Linked DNA regions of Homo sapiens: all the other regions are linked to region 4. The links are chromatin contacts, found by Hi-C or POLR2A ChIA-PET in ENCODE. All regions are on one chromosome and are shown on one strand. The core of a region is the stretch at or near the end of the contact, and the rest is flanking DNA. Distances in the headings are between cores, read along the strand shown.

The links. A loop is a pair of places that touch in the nucleus more often than their neighbours do. ChIA-PET counts read pairs that join two places held with the same protein, here RNA polymerase II (POLR2A). Pooled maps may share reads with other maps.
Region 1: a loop to region 4 is called in a map of naive thymus-derived CD4-positive, alpha-beta T cell, with 8 times the contacts of the local background. The contact joins two enhancer-like sites. A Hi-C loop is called at or near these places in 1 of 168 maps with a recorded cell type or tissue (naive thymus-derived CD4-positive, alpha-beta T cell), 3 of 37 single-sample maps with no recorded cell type and 11 of 50 pooled maps. POLR2A ChIA-PET finds 5 or more read pairs at or near these places in 2 of 52 experiments (CD8-positive, alpha-beta memory T cell and RWPE1).
Region 2: a loop to region 4 is called in a map with no recorded cell type, with 22 times the contacts of the local background. The contact joins the promoter of USP9X here to the enhancer-like site in region 4. A Hi-C loop is called at or near these places in 3 of 37 single-sample maps with no recorded cell type and 5 of 50 pooled maps.
Region 3: a loop to region 4 is called in a map of CD4-positive, alpha-beta memory T cell, with 6 times the contacts of the local background. The contact joins two enhancer-like sites. A Hi-C loop is called at or near these places in 9 of 168 maps with a recorded cell type or tissue (B cell, CD4-positive, alpha-beta T cell, CD4-positive, alpha-beta memory T cell and 5 more), 28 of 37 single-sample maps with no recorded cell type and 17 of 50 pooled maps. POLR2A ChIA-PET finds 5 or more read pairs at or near these places in 5 of 52 experiments (CD4-positive, alpha-beta T cell, CD4-positive, alpha-beta memory T cell, T-cell and 2 more).
Region 5: a map with no recorded cell type shows a loop between it and region 4 (5-fold over the local background). The contact joins the promoter of NYX here to the enhancer-like site in region 4. A Hi-C loop is called at or near these places in 4 of 37 single-sample maps with no recorded cell type and 3 of 50 pooled maps.

Annotation. Positions count from the first base shown.
Region 1 is chrX:41,557,574-41,561,331 of GRCh38, forward strand. It overlaps CASK (calcium/calmodulin dependent serine protein kinase), which reads right to left. Exons shown (of 27, transcript NM_001367721.1): 18 at 2,206-2,274. Among named protein-coding and RNA genes, the nearest start is that of CASK-AS1, 42 kb to the left of the region's middle. Within about 2 kb of position 2,303, at least 5 of the 41 ENCODE cell types and tissues checked have a DNase peak (open chromatin) inside an H3K27ac peak, as active enhancers do.
Region 2 is chrX:41,083,448-41,086,902 of GRCh38, forward strand. It overlaps USP9X (ubiquitin specific peptidase 9 X-linked), which reads left to right and starts at 1,998. Exons shown (of 45, transcript NM_001039591.3): 1 at 1,998-2,662. RefSeq lists enhancers at 949-1,243, 993-1,532, 2,071-2,608 and silencers at 1,153-1,222, 1,653-2,032, 2,733-3,192.
Region 3 is chrX:41,777,922-41,781,913 of GRCh38, forward strand. The region is part of intron 3 of CASK (calcium/calmodulin dependent serine protein kinase); the gene reads right to left. Among named protein-coding and RNA genes, the nearest start is that of GPR82, 56 kb to the left of the region's middle. Within about 2 kb of position 1,495, at least 5 of the 41 ENCODE cell types and tissues checked have a DNase peak (open chromatin) inside an H3K27ac peak, as active enhancers do.
Region 4 is chrX:42,942,275-42,945,970 of GRCh38, forward strand. It overlaps LOC105373188 (a long non-coding RNA gene), which reads left to right. Exons shown (of 5, transcript XR_949037.3): 5 at 2,266-2,782. Among named protein-coding and RNA genes, the nearest start is that of PPP1R2C, 170 kb to the left of the region's middle. RefSeq lists a silencer at 2,234-2,293. Within about 2 kb of position 1,362, at least 7 of the 41 ENCODE cell types and tissues checked have a DNase peak (open chromatin) inside an H3K27ac peak, as active enhancers do.
Region 5 is chrX:41,446,048-41,449,504 of GRCh38, forward strand. It overlaps NYX (nyctalopin), which reads left to right and starts at 1,296. Exons shown (of 3, transcript NM_001378477.3): 1 at 1,296-1,469; 2 at 1,802-1,879. The coding sequence starts at 1,858.

The DNA.
Region 1 (3,758 bases), core at 1,053-3,552, 1.4 Mb before region 4:
AATCACCTCAGAATCTTTCTATTATAGAATAAATATTATTACTAGTAAGGGTAAAAGAGATATACATCAGAGAAGAACTCTTTTTTTAAGACTATTTTAGCAGATTGATTAAAACAATAATCTCAAGCCTATAACAATATTACACTTCCAGCAAAGATCCTAGGAGCCACAGCCACTCTTCCTATATCCAGGCTCCTCTATCGCTTGCTTTCTCTCTACTATTCTATACACTCAAAATATTTTCCAGGCTCCATTCCCTTAGTGTCCAAATCAACTTTAACGATAAGAACAAGGAGAGGAAGGAAATAAGTACTTTTTAATTTTTGCTTCTGTAGAGTTCTTTTAAGCCTTAGAAATGTGCATGTCTTTTTAAAAGACATTTTTTTTCCCCAGATGACTTAAGAGCATTTCTAGAACCTGTCAGCCTTAAAGGTAATGAGATCCCTTAGAAGAGCATTCTCATATGTTAGTGAGCAAGACTGATCTCCAGGTGCCACCCGCAGAGACTCAAGTCAGTAGAGCCAGGGTGAGGGGCAGGGGTCTACTCTTTAACCAAGGACCTGGGGGATGCAGATGCAGGTGGCCAGAGAGCCTTCTTTTTTTTTTTTTGAAGTATTGCCCTAGCTGGGAAGAGTCCAACCACAAGCTTGAATTCTGCCAGGGAACAGGAGGGCCAAAAAGGCTGGAGGTGGAGCTAGGAGAGAAGTATCATTATTTTTTCTACTATTCAAAGGCAAAGAAGGTAAGAGGGGTTCTTCTTACTCAAGAACATAGAATTTACATCTATGATACTGGTTCCACCCCAAACTAGTTCGACCATTTAAAAAAAAAAAGAGAAACTTATGTTGTATTAATAACTAACAGTACCTTCTGGTTAGTTAGCCAAAAAGACAAAAGTCAATTGTATTTACTAAATTTCTTCAACAGATGAGAAATGATATAAGGACATCTGTAACTCTGGAATATTAAAATTATTTACATAGAATGTTAAGTGTGACATTCTTTGTTTCCCAGCAAAGTTTGTGTTCTAGGTAACAAATTTCAATACTCTGAATCCTGGAACAGAAGCAATTCTGCATTTTCTTTTGAAATATACTATTAATTGAAGTTCCATAAAAAGCCACCAAGAGGAGCTCAAGACCCGTTACAACGGACACCTCAATTGCCATGGCTCACCAAAAATATACTTGACAAAACTATACATTTTAATATGTATCTTCAATAGGCTTTTAAAAAATATGAAGCCTCTGATTTTTCTTATGAAATTTACACCATCACTAGAGACTAGAAGTATTACAATTCTCTCTCAGGTTCTCCTAAGTACAAATCCAATAAGTTACCTGTCAGTCTTAAAAATAAACTTTAGGAAGTGTGTACTTCATATTGATGCACATACTCTCGGAAGATGCACATGAAAGAACAAGCTTCAATAAATAACACTCGAGCTGAACGTGCAATGACCAAAGGATGATATCATTTATGCCCATTTATATTTCCAATACAAAAAGAATAGATTTTTGAATCTCATTTAACAACCAACACAAAACTGAATAATATAGGTTGGAAGAACTATAATTTCTACAGGATAAGCCTATTTTAAGAAAGAAACTTTGGGGCTGTATTACTCTAGAAAACTTACTTGTTTACAGATCACATACCATTCTAAATTTAAACAGTTTTACAAAAGGTTGCAAAAGCCTATTTCCCTCTAGTGAAGTCAATTATCAATTCATTGCAGACTTAACTTCCATCTAGAGACCTGTCACAATTGTATGAACAACTGTATCTCAACAGAAATAGATCACTTCTCAGATCCTTAGAAAGAAGAACTATCTATGTGATTTCTTAACAAGGGAAGTGAATGAACTTCCTGGAAATATTACTGCAATTATGGCCTTTAGTTTTTTTCCCTCAGACACTCCGTTTTTTCCTTATTAAGCCTTATGTCATCATTTGTAACTTCTCTACATTTTGCTCAGATTTCAGCCTGCAAAAAGTTCAAAGTGCTGAGGAGATCCACATGGAAGCAGGGCTGAGTAGGTGGATGGGACCTACTCTGTTCCGTTATCTTTGTTGTAAAATTGGTGTGCAGTGATCTAACAGCACAGGCAGAAACAATTTCCCAGAAAGCAAAAACATACAGCCATCAGCAGACAGTTAGTTAAGAACTCAGAGCAGATGGGGGTGGTTTGTTAGAGTCATTACCTCACAGGACGAAGACTGAGTGCGGTAACTTGGCACAATCTTGAAGGTAATACTCCCCCGCATTTCCCTCTGGAGGGGGGGTGGTGGGAAAGAAAGAAAAGTTTTCTTACAAACAATTGTTCACAAAACCATGTAAGAAGCCACTCAAAACACATGGGGGCAATTAGCACAAGCCATCTGAGAGCACATAGCCGGAAAATGAAATGTAGTCATGAAGCAGGGACTGCTCGAGTTAACAGTAGAGTAAGTTCCTGGGAAAAGCCCAGCAGCCAATTGCCTTTTGCTCATACAGCAATGGTCTCACAGATCTTCAATGGTCACCTTTTTATAGATGTGAATACAAAACTTTCTAAGTGACATGCCTTTCAAAAGTGAATATACATTGAATTAGACAATAGACTAGGTAATTACATAAAAATTACATTGAGTATGCCACATTATAATGGTGTACCCCATAGAATATGCTTTTTACTTTTAAAAATTTTTTATTTATTTATTTTTTTGAGACAGAGTCTCGCTCTGTCATCCAGGCTGCAGTGCAGTGGCACCATCTCGGCTCACTGCAAACTCTGCCTTCCAGGTTCCAGTGATTCTCCTGCCTCAGCCTCCCGGGTAGCTGGGATTATAGGCACGCGCCACCATGCCTTGCTAATGTTTGTATTTTTAGTAGAGACGGGGTTTCACCATGTTGGCCAGGCTGGTCTCAAACTCCCGACTTCAGGTGATTCACCCACCTTGGCCTCCCAAAGTGCTGGGATTACAGGCATGAGCCACCGCACCCAGCCACTTTTTGCTTATTAATTTTGGCTTTTTTTTAAAAAAAAATTTTGGGCTGGGAGTGGTGGCTCACACCTGTCATCCCGGTACTTTGGGAGGCCAAGGCTGGTGGATCACCTGAGGTCGGGAGTTCGAGACCAGCCTGGCCAACATGGAGAAACCCCGTCTCTACTAAAAATGCAAACATTAGCAGGGTGTGGTAGCGCATGCCTGTAATCCCAGCTACTTGGGAGGCTGAGGCAGGAGAATCCCTTGAACTCGGGGGGCAGAGGTTGCAGTGAGCTGAGATCACGCCATTGCACTCCAGCCTGGGCAACAAGAGCAAAACTCCGTCTCAAAAAAAAGAAAAAAAAATGTTTGGTGAGTCTGTGAAGCTTATTTCATACTTAATAGGTATTCATAACCTGGGTGCTACTACACTGCAGTGGGAAAAGGGATCAGAGGCCCCAAACACCTCTGTCTGCTTGCTATGACAATGAACATAGGCAAAGGCTGTCATTTTGCCTTTTTAAAAAATCCAAAGCCTAATTTGAATACAGATTTTGGATATGTATGGTCAAAAATGGCCTGGTCTACCGTGGCTTTCCTCCCTTCTATGCTGTAGAGAAATCCACGACAGCTGGCTATGACTCAGCTCAACAGGAAAGAGGTTTCTGACACTGCTGATGTCAGGAGAGTTGAGGTCAGTGAGAAACTAGTTCACATGTACAAACACTGAAAAGGTTTTCTTTAATCATCTGCTTGGTAAGAAACAGGAGATAAAGGATAAAAGGAGA
Region 2 (3,455 bases), core at 748-3,247, 1.9 Mb before region 4:
TCCTTTCTTATCTGGATGCCTTTCATTTCTTTTTCAGGCTAGAACTGCAAGTACAATATTGAACAGAATTGGTGAGAGGGGACATCCTTGTTAAAGGTGCACTTTTGATAGGGTTAAAAGACCAGTGTTCAACACTTTCCAATCCTGACTTCGGGCAAATCATTTACCCTTTCTGTTTCCTTATCTAAAATAGAAAATAACAGCCTATAGTGTACGCGGGTGGTCGTGTCTGCTTTTTAGAAGCCCATGAGCTAGTGGGGAAGCAAATGATTCATGGAAATAATTATAAAAACAAGGTAACATATGCTAAGAGTTATTAGGGCTATGAATGATACATCTTGGATACCCTATTAGATAATTTGTGGTGAAAAATTTGTAAACAATCTTGTGCTAAATAGAGAAATGGTTTAAAAATTTAAGATACCAATAACTTGCTTTCACTGTCACCTACATTAGTTTGGTTCCATTTTTAACAGTCTTTTATTACAAACTGATATAATCATAGCATAACTAAATTCAACCCTCTTCTCTATAAAATAGATCTCGGTTTGTAGGGTTTTACTATGATTTTGCATGCCATTTGATGTCCACAGGTATTTTTTAAGTCAAAAGGAAATCTGTAAATTAGGAACTGTTAATTTCCTCTTCATTTGGGCATCCTAGGTAGACTGTACAGATTTGTTCCAAGCACCCCATTAATTTGAGATTAGCCTAAGTTTTTCCTATGCCCGCACTTTGGAATATAAACATGTAGAAAATAGTCCATGACACAGCGGATGGGTTCATAAGTTTCTTCCGGGTCCTAACACCGAATTGTGCTGATGATCTGGCAATGGAGGCTAATCTTGCCACATCAAGTACGGCCTATTCGCTAAGCCGTCTGGGGCACTTTATAATTTTTTTCTTTGCTGGTCTGTTTGAAGGGCTCCTATGGCCAAAAAGGTGGTCAGTCCCGTCAGCTAGGCTGTGAGGACGCCTAAACGCTTTGAGGACGCCTAAACGCTTTGAGGTAGTGATGATGCATGATCGTGTGAAAGAGTTTCTCAGAGCACCTCCCTCGCGGGGTGGGGAAAAGGACCTCACTCCCCACGCCCCCTCCTTCCGCTGCGGGAGATAGCCACACCTTCCCCCTATCGGCGCCAAGCAGGTGGCCAGGCCCTCGGGACCTCGCGCCCCCGCAGCCAGTGGCCCGGCCAGCTCGTGCGTCACGTGACGCGGGTCAGCTGCACCGCCGGGACCTCCAGGCACCGCGGCGGCGACCGCCCAGCGCGTGGTCTCGAGATCTCATCTTTCCGCGCCCCTCCCCCCACGGTCCCGGAAAAGGGGGAGGCCGGTGACGTCATCATCCGGGTTCTTGTCGGCGGGGCTACGGTTCACAATGGAACAAAAACAAGCGGCCCGAGTCAAACTATGAGCGACGCGGCTGCGGCTCACGCGATTAACCCTGTCGTGGCCACACACCCCGCCAGTCCCTGCCGCCCAGCCCCTCCCGAGTGGTGTGCCAGATCTTTTCGGGCCTCCCTTCCCCAACTTCGGTCCTAGAGCCACCTCTGCCCTCGTCCCGCTCCTGAGCCGAGGGGCATGGAACAGGATTTCTGGCCGTAGCACGACCCTGAAGGGGCCAGCCGGAAGAAACAGTACTGCGCGAACAATCTTTACCGCATTGTCTTCCCCTCCCCCACCCTAGCTCTCCGGGTTCCCGGCGGCTCGCGCCGAAGCCCGGCCCCCTCAGCGGCTCGCGCTGCTCTCCCAGCCTTGACGGCCCGGGGTGGAGGGAGAGAAGAGGGGGCAGCTGAGCGGGAGGGGGCTGGGCAGGAGCAGGGGGAGGGCCGAAAGGAGGGGCCTGAAAGGGGCGGGCCCTGACGGGGGCGGAGAACTTCGGGTCTTGGGCGGCTCTGGGGCTAGTGGGAGTCTGCGCCGCCGCCGCCGCCGCCACCGCTGCTGCCGCCGTCGCCGCTACCGCCGCCGCCACTGGCCGAGCGGTTTTTTTTTTTTTGGTTTGCCGGATCCGCCATATTGACGAGGACGGGCATCCGCGGCTGCGGACGCTAGTCTCCGCCGCCGCCGGAGCCGCAACCTCTCCGCACCCGGCCCCGTCAGGGCCTCTGTCGCGCCTAGCCCCTCCCCGCCTTACACAGCTCCCGGGCCTCGCGGGAGCCCGCCGCCGCCGCCTCTCTCTCACGGGAGGCGGCCGCCTTAGCGCCCGGTGCTTGGGTCGGCGCCGGGAGCGAGGAGCGAGCTACTTCAAAGCCACCAGGCCTGGAGCGGGGACAGAGGCGGCGACTAGGGGAAGGTGAAGCCGTCGCTGCAGGAGGAGGAGCAGGAGGAGGTGACGCAGGAGAAACGCACCGCCCGGAGCCCGTCTGAGCTCAGCGAGAGCCCCAGCCTGAGGGGAGAAGGGGAAGAGGGCCGTCGCCGGCCAAGGAGGAGGAGGAGGCGGGCGCGGCGAGGAGCGAGTTCCGGCGCCGGTGTGCAGCCTTTTGGTTGAGACGCCCGCAGCCCCGAGCCCGGCCGCCGCAGCCTTTCGATACACTTTGTTGCCGGTCACCCCCGGGCCTGGGATGCACCCAGGGTAGGTCTCGTCCCGGGACCGAGCCCCACCGTCGCCTGGTGCCTCCCGCCTCCGTGTGCCCTGGTTGTGAGAAGACGTCTGTGTCGTGCGGTGAGTGGCCAGCTGCACTGGGGCGACGCTCTTTCCCGGGGCCAACAGCTGGATGTGGGTGAGGGGAGGAGGGCGAGGGGGGTGTGCGTGTGTGCGAGCCTCTTCCCTCGGCGGCTGCCGGCCAGGCTGGGGCTTCCCCGTTCCCCCTCCTCCGGCCCGGGCTGGGCGGGCGCGCGGGCCCGTGTTGTGTGTGGAGCCGGTGTCCCGAGAGCGTGTCTGTGTGTTTTGGACTGTAAGGGAAAATGGCTGACGGCTCCGTCCCTCCCCCTCCTCCCCCTTCCCGTCCTGTCTGGGGCCGAGTAGGAGGATGGAGTCTCCGGGCGTGGCGGGCAGCCCCCCCGCCGTCCGCACCCGGGGGCCGGGTCGGTTTGGGGGCTGGCCGCCCCCCGCCCGGCGGCCGCTTTCCTACCCGGTCTGGTTCCACTTGACACCAAACGCCATTACTGAGGTGGAGTGATTTGGAGCTGGGGAGCTAGGCCTCGGCTACGCCTGGCTATCAGGCCTGACGACTTGTCCGCCTCCCCCCACCCTCCCGCGATAACCCGCAGTTTCTCCCCGGCCCTGGGCTCCTGGAGTGGGAGCTGGGTTATCGGCCTCCTACACCTCCTTCGCCCCGCTTTATTTGCAGAGGGCCAAAGCCGTGAAAGGGGTTTTTGAATGCAGAAATCGCTTCCAAGCTAGCTTGGACCTATTACCTTTCTATTTTTAACTGTTTCTGCAAATATTAGCATGTGCGAGTTTGGTAGTGATCAGGTCTTCAGATTCTTGTGACGTGAGGCTTAGGGTTGGATAA
Region 3 (3,992 bases), core at 245-2,744, 1.2 Mb before region 4:
CAAGATATTAATTATAAATTATTTCTAATAGGGAAAAACAATGTTAATGTTGAACTATAGGGAATTTATTAAACATGGCACATGCACACATTTAGATGTCTTAATGAAGTCATTAAAATATTGTATCCAAAAAATATTTAATGGTATAGCAAAATGCTTCCAATAGAAGGAAATGGTCCAAAATGTTTGTGAATGACATTTATTTCTGTTACAATTTTTATAACAAAATTAAGACATTATTTTTTGTCAAAATTTTCTGTAATTTCTAAATTTTTACAAGTTATGTATATGGCAAAGGTTGTACACTAAGAATTTTTTTTTTTTTCAAGACTGAGTCTCGCTCTTGTTGCCCAGGCTGGAGTGCAGTGGTGTGATCTCGGCTCACTGCAACCTCTGCCTCCCAGGTTCAAGTGATTCTCCTGCCTCAGCCTCCCGAGTAGCTAGGATTACAGGCGCCCGCCACCACGCCTGGCTAATTTTTGTATTTTTAGTAGTGATAGGGTTTCACCATGTTGGCCAGGTTAGTCTCAAACTTCTGACCTCAAGTGATCCGCCCGCCTTGGCCTCCCAAAGTGCTGGGATTACAGGTGTGAGCCACCGTGCCTGGCCAATAACTTTTATTTTTAAATGAACAAACTATACTTCTTTTAAATAACAGAAAATTAACTGAATTTTCTTCAGATTTTATATGTACACAAATTTATTCAAAATTATTTTAGTGGCTTGAAGATTAGTTGTCATAGACGAAAAGTTATCGGAGTGACAATTTCAAATGTATTTCTAAGACAGTAGCATCTGAATAGTTTATTTTCTCATATAGCATTCAAAGTTTAAAATCTGTTCTATACTGTAACATCCCAATCCAGGATTTGTTTTATACAAAAATCTGACCACCTAAATGTTTTTTAACAGATATAAAAATGATACTGTATTTACAGTTAAAAAGAAAAAAAAAAAAACCCCAAACTCCAAACCCTGTCATTATCTTTACAGTCAATTATATTTTGTTTGCAGATCCAGGAGTTTATATCAACTCTTTTAAAACCCTTCTTCTATTTATCTCTATTTTAGTTTGTGCAGAAGAGTTAATATAGCAGGCCTAAACTACTATCTCATAAAAGGCTTGAAAGGCCTACTAAGGTTGGCCCTTGAGAGGTTTATCTGGGAACTTGGATTTCAGGACGGTCCTCTACATTCCTGACTGAAAAGACTGACTCACTGTGTCTAAACTGTTTGTGCTAACAATGTGATTTAGGCTGAACACCTGCTTTCTTTCTGGGAGTCTGGAATTTGGTTAAGTGCCAAGTGGAAGATGCCTATGTGACCAGCCCCCAATAAAAACCCAGGGCAGAGTCTCTAATAAGCTTCCCTGGTTGGCACCATTTCACATGTGTTGTCACAACTCATTGCTGGGGAGACCCTTGAAAGCTTGTGCCTGGTTTCCCCTGGACTTCAGCTAATGTATCTTTTCCTTTTGCTGATTTCTCTTTATATCCTTTAGCTATAATAAATCATAGCTGTGAATATGACTATATGCTGAGTCCTTTGAGTTTTCTTAGTGAATCATCAAGCCTGGGGGTGGTCTTGGGGATCCCTGACACACAGTTTGCAAAACTAAAATCAACTAAACATTTTGATACTGTGAGTCAAAAGAGATGTTTACTTTGCTGAAAGAACAAATAGCAATTTATATCATCACACATAAAAAGAAAAAATCAAAATAGATTATATAAGACTAGCTATGAAAATATGAGCAAATCTTCAAATAGATTAAAATGCTACAGTACAGATATTTATTGCTTGGTATGAGACAAACATATTTTCCCTTAAGCAGCAAGTTTGCTGGTAAGTAGTAATCAGTTCCACTCTATCAGTATAAATAAATTTCACAAACACTCCCTTCCCCAGGCATAAATACTAGACCAAAAAAAAATAATAATAAAAAAAGAGCTTTCAGTTTATCGCCTTTGTGAGCTACAAAAACACAAACTGCTAATATTATTTTAAAATATACAAAAAAATTAAAGATATAAAAGGTAAAAATATTAAAGATAAAAAATTTAAAAGATACAAAAAAATTATTTTAAAAGATACACATCATGTCGGATGTGTTTTAAATCAATATTTAATTATTGTAAAAGTCTCCCCGTGGTATATGTAATCGCTCTGTAATAAGGTAATTAAAATTCCTTGGCCAGCCAATTTAGGATTTACAGCTTAACTCAAGTACCAGATACTACTAAAGACAAGCCCAAATGTGTCACTTAGAAATAAATATTTAACTTGTGGGGATAACCCAACTCAGCCTGTCTTCAAAACTGAACCTGTATTTAAAATATGTTTCAGCAAATTGCTACAGACAGGTTCAAATTTAAGTGTAATCCCAAAGTAATGGATGTGCAAATATATGCAGATGTCTACAAAACTACTGTGTGTGTTGGGACAATGATGATATAGCCTTTATGTTGTATTACCCCCATTTTAAAGGTCAATCATCTCTTGACCTGCCCGGTCAGAACTCACATCTGCAAAAGTGAATGTCTAGAGGTGGGACCTGGGTACCTGCTTGTTTAACAAGTTTTATACCGGATTTTCTAACCTAAAATTTGAAATTTACTAATCTAATCTTTTCCATATCTAAAATTCTGGTTTTGTGAGTCTCTGTTTTTAAGCATGCTTTAAACTTATAAACCATTTGTGATTAAGTAGATATCAACTATTATTATTATTATTATTTTATTTTTAGAGACAGAGTCTTGCTCTGTAACCCAGGCTGGAGTGCAGTGGTGCTATCTTGGCTCACTGCAACCTCTGCTTTCTGGGTTCAAGTGATTCTCCTGCCTCAGCCTCCCGAGTAGCTGGGATTACAGGTGTGTGCCACCACACCCGGCTAATTTTTGTATTTTTAGTAGAGACGGGGTTTTGCCATGTTGGCCAGGCTGGTCTCAAACTCCTGACCTCAAGTGATCCACCTACCTTAGCCTCCCAAACTGCTGGGATTACAGGTGTAAGCCACCAAGTCCGGCTTATTATTTTTGAGACAGGGTCTCACTTTGTTGCCCACACTGGAGTACAGTGGCATGATCTTGGTTCACTGCAATTTCTGCCTCTGTGGCTCAAGTAATTCTCCCACCTCAGCCTCCCAAGTAGCTGGGACTACAGGTGTGTGCCACCATGCTTGGCTAATTTTTAAAATTTTTTCGTAGAGATGAGGTCTCACTCTATTGCCCAGGCTGGTCTCAAACCCCTAGGTGATCCTCCTGCCTTGGCCTCCCAAACTGCTGGGATTATAGGCGTAAGCCACTGAGCCCAGCCATCAACTAGTTCTAAGGATTTTCTAACATGATAAACAACATTCTCGGGCCATATAATTTCATGACTTCAGTTTAGGAAGAAAAAAAGGAGTGTTGGTTATACATAGTCTGTGGCAAAGACAGATATGGACACCATATTAAGAAACTCACTCATGATCCAAATATGCTGTTTTGTCTAGCCTTTTCTCCACCAAAATGATAAATGCTGCTTCTAAGTAGCCAACAAACAACAAAACTAACTGACCTAATTTTATTTTATTTTTTTGCCTTTCATTGTCTACACTGTATGGGTGTCATGTTACAAAAACTGTAAAAAGGATCCAGATAACCCATAACCTGAGCAATGAGCCCCTAAATACCAGGGGTAATTACATCTGTTGCCAGAAACATGAGGGCAATTCTGGAGTAGCTTAGTCTACGTAGCAGCTATAGAAGCAATCTCTCACCTAGCCAGTAGGTGGAACTATACACAAGTGCATTGGCTTTGTTTTTTGCTCCACATGACTTTAAATCTTAGAGTAATCGATATTTTTGGTTTGTTTGAAACCCAGGAGATAAGGAGGATGCAAAAAACTGTGCAAGGCCAATTGTTGAGGTGAATTTACAAAACAATGATACAAAAGAACAATTTTCTATTTCTAGTTTGCTTCTGGCCCTTTTGAGAAATAACTAAGTTAT
Region 4 (3,696 bases), core at 112-2,611:
ATTTCATTTATTGTAGGTCACTTTTGGGTCCATGTTTCAGCCAACCAACCAAGTAAACTGTCAAGCCCCTCAACCTGAAACACTGAATCTAGAATATTTGCTTAGTTGGCCCTGTTATGGACTGCATTGTTGCCTCCTCCCCAAAATGTGTATGTTGAAACCCTAACCCCCAATGTGACTATATTTGGAGATGGGGATAATTAAGTAAAATGAGGTCATAAGGGTGAGGCCTTAATTCCATAGGGCTGATGTCCTTATAAGAAAAGGAAGAGACATCAGCGCTGTCTCTCTCTCTCTCCACGTGAATGCCCAGAGGAAAGACCATGTGAAGGTACAGTAAGAAGGTAGCCATCTGCAAGCTGGAAAGTGCCCTCCACAGAAACTAAGCCTGTTGGCACCTTGATCTTGAACTTCAATCCTCCAAAATTGTAAGAAAATAATTTTTTTGTTATTTAAGCCACCCTGCCCATGGTATTTTGTTATGGCACGCCAAGCTGATGAATACAGGCCCATATCAACTAATTCTGCCCAATCCAACTTCATTTTCCTTTCACTTTGACTCCATATCTTTAAAATTGATTCCTATGCATATCCCCCAGGTTTCTGACTATATAAAGTGATAAAACTGTACAATGCTTTTGGTATGCATAGCAGCTCCTCATGGGTTACACTTTGTACTTTACCCCTCTGAGCCCGCTGGGACTTCAGGTAAGTTATAGGTTTAGAAGCAAAGAGAGGTGGTGGGGGTAGGTCTTAAAGAGGATCAGCAGTGCCTTACCAGTCAACTACCTCAGGAAAGGCAGGCAAAGGAGGGCCAATCTTCTCAAGACAGGAGTAGAAAGGCTGCTTCTACTGGCAAAAAAGGCTCAGCAGAACTCAGGGGTTAGAGTCCCCAGCTTTGTGAGAATCTGCCCATAGGATCCCATTCCAGCTTTATATTCATACAGAGGCTACAAGGCTGAGAAATCACTTTGCATCATTCAGCCACTGGCAGGGCGGAGACTCTGAATTTTGGTTTTCAGGGCCCTGTGGCTATGGAAGGAAGATAAGAATTTCTTTCAGGGCAAACAGAAGCTTTCAGTTTCTTTATGTGGACTTTGAGCTGATAATTCAAATTCCCGAGCCTATCCTTTCCCTACTTTCTCCCACGCAGTTAGGAGCAAACAGCCAACCTCATTGTACTCCTTGGTTTGACTAAAATGTGCTAAGGCATCAAATACATGGTCACCCAGAACCTTGTCTTCTGTAAGTGTTTGATTAGGAGTAACTGTAAGGGATAATTGGAAGGATGGCCGAGAAAGGAATGAGGCCAATAGACCCAAGTTCAGGCAAGCTGATTTATTGTCAGTCCTGCCAGGCCACCTCTTGACAAAAGCAGAGGAGGCAGCCCCACTTACAGGCTATAGCAAGGTTTTATAGGGTGTAGAACTGGGTCAAGGTGAAGGAAAAAGAAAAGAGACGGGGCGGGGGGGGGGTCCTTTGTGCCAGGTGTCTGACCACTTCCTGGAGATGTTTTTCTTGCCAGTTCTGTTGTGCAAGGTAGATGTCTTAACCACATCCTGGAGCAGCTGGCCTCTGGTCAAACAGTTACAGGAGGGTTTGGGGTAGGGTGTTTTGCTTTTGGCCTTTGGGGCTTAGATCTATGGGAGGGGGAAACAGTCCAGTTGGGTGGACCCTAACAGTAACCAGTGGGGATATTTTGTGTATCTCTATTGCCACATCATGCCATTGACTACCAGTGCCCTTCTTACTGCTAGAAGTAGACTCATTAGTGCTTTTAAATTTAATCATATTAGAGAAGACTCAAAACCAAGTCAGAGAATTCATACTTAAGATTCTATCCCCCTGGAACCACTCTTGGTATTAAAATCTGTATCAGTTAGCATTTAATCAGAGAAGCAAAAACTAGTATCTATCTAGATCTCTATATTTATATCAGATATTCTGCAGAGTGGCATTATTGACTTTTGGGCTGGATAATTCTTTGTTGGGGTGTGAGGGTGGGGGACAGTCCTGTGAATTGTGGGTTTATCTATGGCCTCTACTCACTATATGCCAGTAGCACAACTCTCTACCCTCCACCAAGTTGTAACAACCAAAAACGTATGCAGACACTGCCAAATGTTCCCTGAGGGTGAAAATTGCCTCCAGCTGAGAACTACTGGTATCTCTATATTATCTATATTTTTATTTATAGCTATATGTATCTCTTCCTCTATCTGAGAGAGAAATTGGTTATACGGAATTGGCCTTATGCAATTGTAGGAGCTGGCTAAGCAGTCTCTGTATGGCTGTTTTCTCACACATGATGCTGAGGCTTCAAGATCACAGGGATGGCAGTCAGAAAAGGAAAAACACAAGCAGGCTGGAACCAACAAGCTTAAGCTGGAACTCCGTGGAGAAGGACTAAAACCTGTGTTCATTCTTGTTGCCTCTAACCTTGGTAATGAGGGTATCCAGCAGAAGTGGGGCCCTTTGTCACAAAGTGAAACACACACCCCTGGTCTAGGAGTCTGAGAAGCTGAAAGAATATCAGCGGCAGGTAGAGCAGCCACAGAATCAGATGCTGCTTCACACCAGTAGGGTGAATCTACAGATCAGCAACAATATGTGTGAGCCACAAAATGGCCACTGCTTCTCTTTCAGCCTCTAAATGTCTCAAGAATCTTCCCTATGTCTTACCTCAACTCAAAACAAACAAGAGAAAAAATTCTGGGAAATGCAATTCAGCCTAGACAAGGTGACATATGAGAAAGCCATTACAAGATAGTTTGCTCAAAGTAGGATCCAAATTATGTCCATACTCAAATGAAAATATTATCCAAGCTGGGAGAATGTGTGGTTCCAAAGACTGACTACAAAATAAATTATGAGCTTAAATGGATTAAAATCATATTAAATATGTAGAAACTTCAAAACTCCACAAATCCAAAGTATGTCATGTACGGATAGAAATTTTTTCTTCACTGATGAGATAGAAAAAGAATTTGTCTGGCACAATGTATGACCCTTTGTCTATTCAAAAATGATCACAGCTAATGCAAAACATTTAACAGAAAGATAAATTTAATGTTAACAAGCACATTTGATAATTGTCCCAGGAAAGATTATAGGTAACTGGATGGAAGTATTTTTCAAGTAATCTAGGATAGTCAACATTTTAAATGCACCACAGAGACATTTATCTCAGCAATTCAGCAAAGCAGCATCAACTCTTGAGCCAGAATAAAAGCTTTCAGCTTCTCTTTTGAGAAGATTCTGAGCATTTACTTCATTTATAGTAAGGCTCTCTCAAATTTTTCTCTAAGATTTCCCAGAACCTTTCTGAGGCTTCATGCAATTTATATAAGTCACTTAACAAGCACTTGTTGAGCTGTTACCATGTGTCTGGCACTCTTCTAGGTGCTCTCTATAGACAAAGAATAAAATAGACAATCTATTCTCAAGAAACAAGCCTTCAGTGAATCAATAAACAAATATATATACACACATATAGTTGTGACAAGTGTTAGGAGGAAAAATATGACTGGGCAAAAGGATGGAGAGTTATACAGAGGAATGCTCATGCCTTTTTATATCAAGTATTCAGGTCTTTATACTTTATATCAAGTATTTACTTCAAGATACTTTATATCAAGTATTCAAAGTCCACTAAAGATTATCTGTAAGTAGAGATTTGAATCAAATGACGAAGTA
Region 5 (3,457 bases), core at 46-2,545, 1.5 Mb before region 4:
GTGGGAAGGGAACTCCTGGCTTCCTTTCATCAGCACTGGCTCACCAAGTCCTGCGTGGCCAGAACTTGGCAGGTTGCCATGGATACCTGGAAGTGCTGTCCCAGCAGACAGCAGAGGCTTGCTGGGGCCAGGAGAATGTGGGGGCACCTGAACTGCTGGCCAGAAAGGCTAGATAAACAGGCCCCCCTGCCACCCTCATTTTGATCAGACCCCCTCCACCAGTCTCCTAAAACAGGGCTTTCCAAACTTTACCGGGCACAGGAATCCCCCTCTCCGCCGACCTAGTTAAAATGCAGATGCTGGCCGGGCGCGGTGGTTCACGCCTGTAATCCCAGCACTCTGGGAGGCCGAGGCGGGTGGATCACAAGGTCAAGAGATCAAGACCATCCTGGTCAACATGGTGAAACCCCGTCTCTACTAAAAATACAAAAAATTAGCTGGGCATGGTGTAGTCCCAGCTACTCAGGAAGCTGAGGCAGGGGAATCGCTTGAACCCAGAAGGTGGAGGTTGCAGTGAGCCAAGATTGTGCCACTGCACTCCAGCCTGGGCGACAGAGTGAGACTCCATCTCAAAAAAAAAAAAAAAAAAAAAAAAGCAGATGCTGATTCAACAGGTCTGGGGCGGGGGGTAGAAGGCGCTGAGATTCTGTTTTCCTAACGAGCTCTCAGGTACTGCTGCTGGTCCACCGGCCACACTGAGTAGCCAGGGCCTAAACTGAGTCCTGGTGGGTTTCAGAAACCTCAGCCAGATTCTGAAGGTCCCATTCCTGGACCCACTGCCTTAGGCCACCACTACCAGCCCTAACCCCAGTGGGAACCTCTTGCCTTCTTGTAGTGGAAGGACTCTCTCCAGTCCGTTTTTGTATCATTCACCATCAACCACTTCAAAGAAAGGAAATCAGCAGCCGGCATTTTGGGGAAACATTTTAAGCTGTCCTGTCCCTTCTCCAGCTCTCCAAGTTATATAATGCGTCCTTGTTGAAAATGCTGATAATGCTGTTTGGGTGGCAGGAAGCCAATTTCAGGCTACATATTGCTTGGGGCTGGGGCTGGGGTCAGGGAACGGGGCAGGGTCTGGGGAAGGTTTAAGGAGAGAAAGGGGCCAGGCAGATGGAGAGAGGACAGGAGGGCCAGGGTGGTCAAGGCCCGGGGATAAAGCCGATTGGTATGTCAGCAAAATCTGTCACTGGCTTTAGTGATTCGAAAGGCAGACACATTCTTTCATCTCTGTTAATCCTCATGTGATACAGAGGATTTTCCTGCCATTAAATCTGGAGAAAGAAAAATAAGCACTCAAACCTGCACAAGTAACTATTCCTCTTCACCCCTTCCTCCCGTCCCCCCACCCCCACCTTTACTTCTCTCTCAAACCATTTTCAGCATCTGTGGCTGCCTGACTTGGGAGATGGATGGGCTGAGGGAGTGGAGGGGGACCTCAGAGGAGCAGGACCAGGGAGACTCCCAGGACGGTAAGCAACATTTGAGGACCATTCACTAACGCTTCTCTGCAGGGGTTTCCTCTCCATCCATTTCCTTGCTGGGTTGTCAGTGATGCCATCTGAGTTGCTGTCAGGGCTGTAGCCTGACAAAGGGTTTCCTAATAGATCCAAACTGTCCATTTGTGGGGAGCTTCTGATTTTCTGTTGTTACTGGTTTCCCTTAGCCCAACACCAGGGTCATTAAGAAGGAAGGAATGTGAGGAAGAAAGAAAGGCAGGGCATTCAGGAAGAAGTGTGGAGGCATGGGAGGGTTCTCATGGGGCCCTCCTGGGCACTGGGTGACCTGTCCTTTCTCCCCTCAGGTAGGGGTCCCACGGCTGGGTGGTCCTAAGCCACTGGGTGGATGAAAGGCCGAGGGATGTTGGTCCTGCTTCTGCATGGTGAGTTCTCCTGCCGGTGGGTGCAAGGGTTGGGAAGAGGGGTGGAAGCCACAGAGCTTCTGCCCAAAGAGTCTTTAAAGTGGCTTCTGGGACAGCGGTATCTGGACACTTCTGATCAGGTTTCACTGACCCTGTGATCGTGGGGGAGGGGATAGAGAAAGCAAGAAAACAGCAGGTGGTGGGGATTTTTGTTTCCTAAAAACAAAACTCCTGAGCCGAATATATGAAATAGTCCTCTTGGTGATTTTCTTATTCTAATTTCAGATATGAATTCATTGGTGTGATAACCAAAAGCTACAGTGCTACAGTGTTTTTTTGTTTTGTTTTGTTTTTGGAGATGGAGTCTCGCTCTGTCACCCAGGCTGGAGTACAGTGGTGCGACCTCGGCACACTGCAAGCTCCGCCTCCCGGGTTCACGCCATTCTCCTGCCTCAGCCTCCCGAGTAGCTGGGAGTACAGGTGCCCGCCACCACGCCTGGCTAATTTTTTGTATTTTTAGTAGAGACGGGGTTTCACCATGTTAGCCAGGATGGTCTCGATCTCCTGACCTCGTGATCTGCCCGCCTCGGCCTCCCAAAGTGCTGGGATTACAGGCGTGAGCCACCGTACGGTGGTTTTTTCTTTTCTTTTCTTTTCTTTTTTTTTTTTTTTGAGACAGAGTCTCACTCTCGCCCAAGCTGGGGAGCAGTGGCATGGATCTTGGCTCACTGCAACCTCCGCCTCCCGGGTTCAAGTGATTCTCGTGCCTCAGCCTCCTGAGTAGCTGGAACTATAGGCACCTGCCACCACGCCCAGCTAATTTTTTGTATTGTTAGTAAAGACGGGGTTTCGCCATATTGCCCAGGCTGGTCTTGAACTCCTGACCTCAGGTGATCTGCCTGTCTCGGCCTCCCAAAGTGCTGGGATTGCAGGCATGAACCACCGTGCCCAGCCTACAGTGGTTTCTAATCACATTATTTTAAGCTCATTTAGTTAAAAACAAAAGTCCCTTTAAAAAACCACCTTCCTAAAGGAAAAAGAAAAAATGAAAAATGCCTTGGAATTATAGGATTATGGATATTGAAGTTATTTTTCAAAGTTTCTCGCTCTGTTATGTGCACTTTAATATACCAAGAAGACTCGTTATGAAATATTTTCCCTGGCTCTAGCTGTTCCAATCTGACTGAGATAGCCCAAGGAAAAATCCTTTAAATTCTTCAGTAAATGATTCTACACAAAGAATCTGTTTTTTTCTGACCCTCAAGTGAATTTAATTATTTGAGATATGATGATCTATGTAATAGACCTCTGTATGCGATGCTGATAGAGAACATTTTACCAGATCATCTAAAACAGGAGTAATGGAGTTTTCTTCCTCTTTATTCCACCTTTTCAAAAACCGGAACTTGCTCTGTTCAGTCAACCAACAGGCATACACTGTGTGCCTTCAAAACGCTCGAGAGATATTTATGAGGGATATAATAGCATGCTCTTTGTCTTTGAGAAAATTCTTTTATAAGAGATTCAATAAATAAGCAATAAAAAAAATTGGAGCAAGGCACGTGGAACACTGTGATAAATAGGACATGACTTCCTACC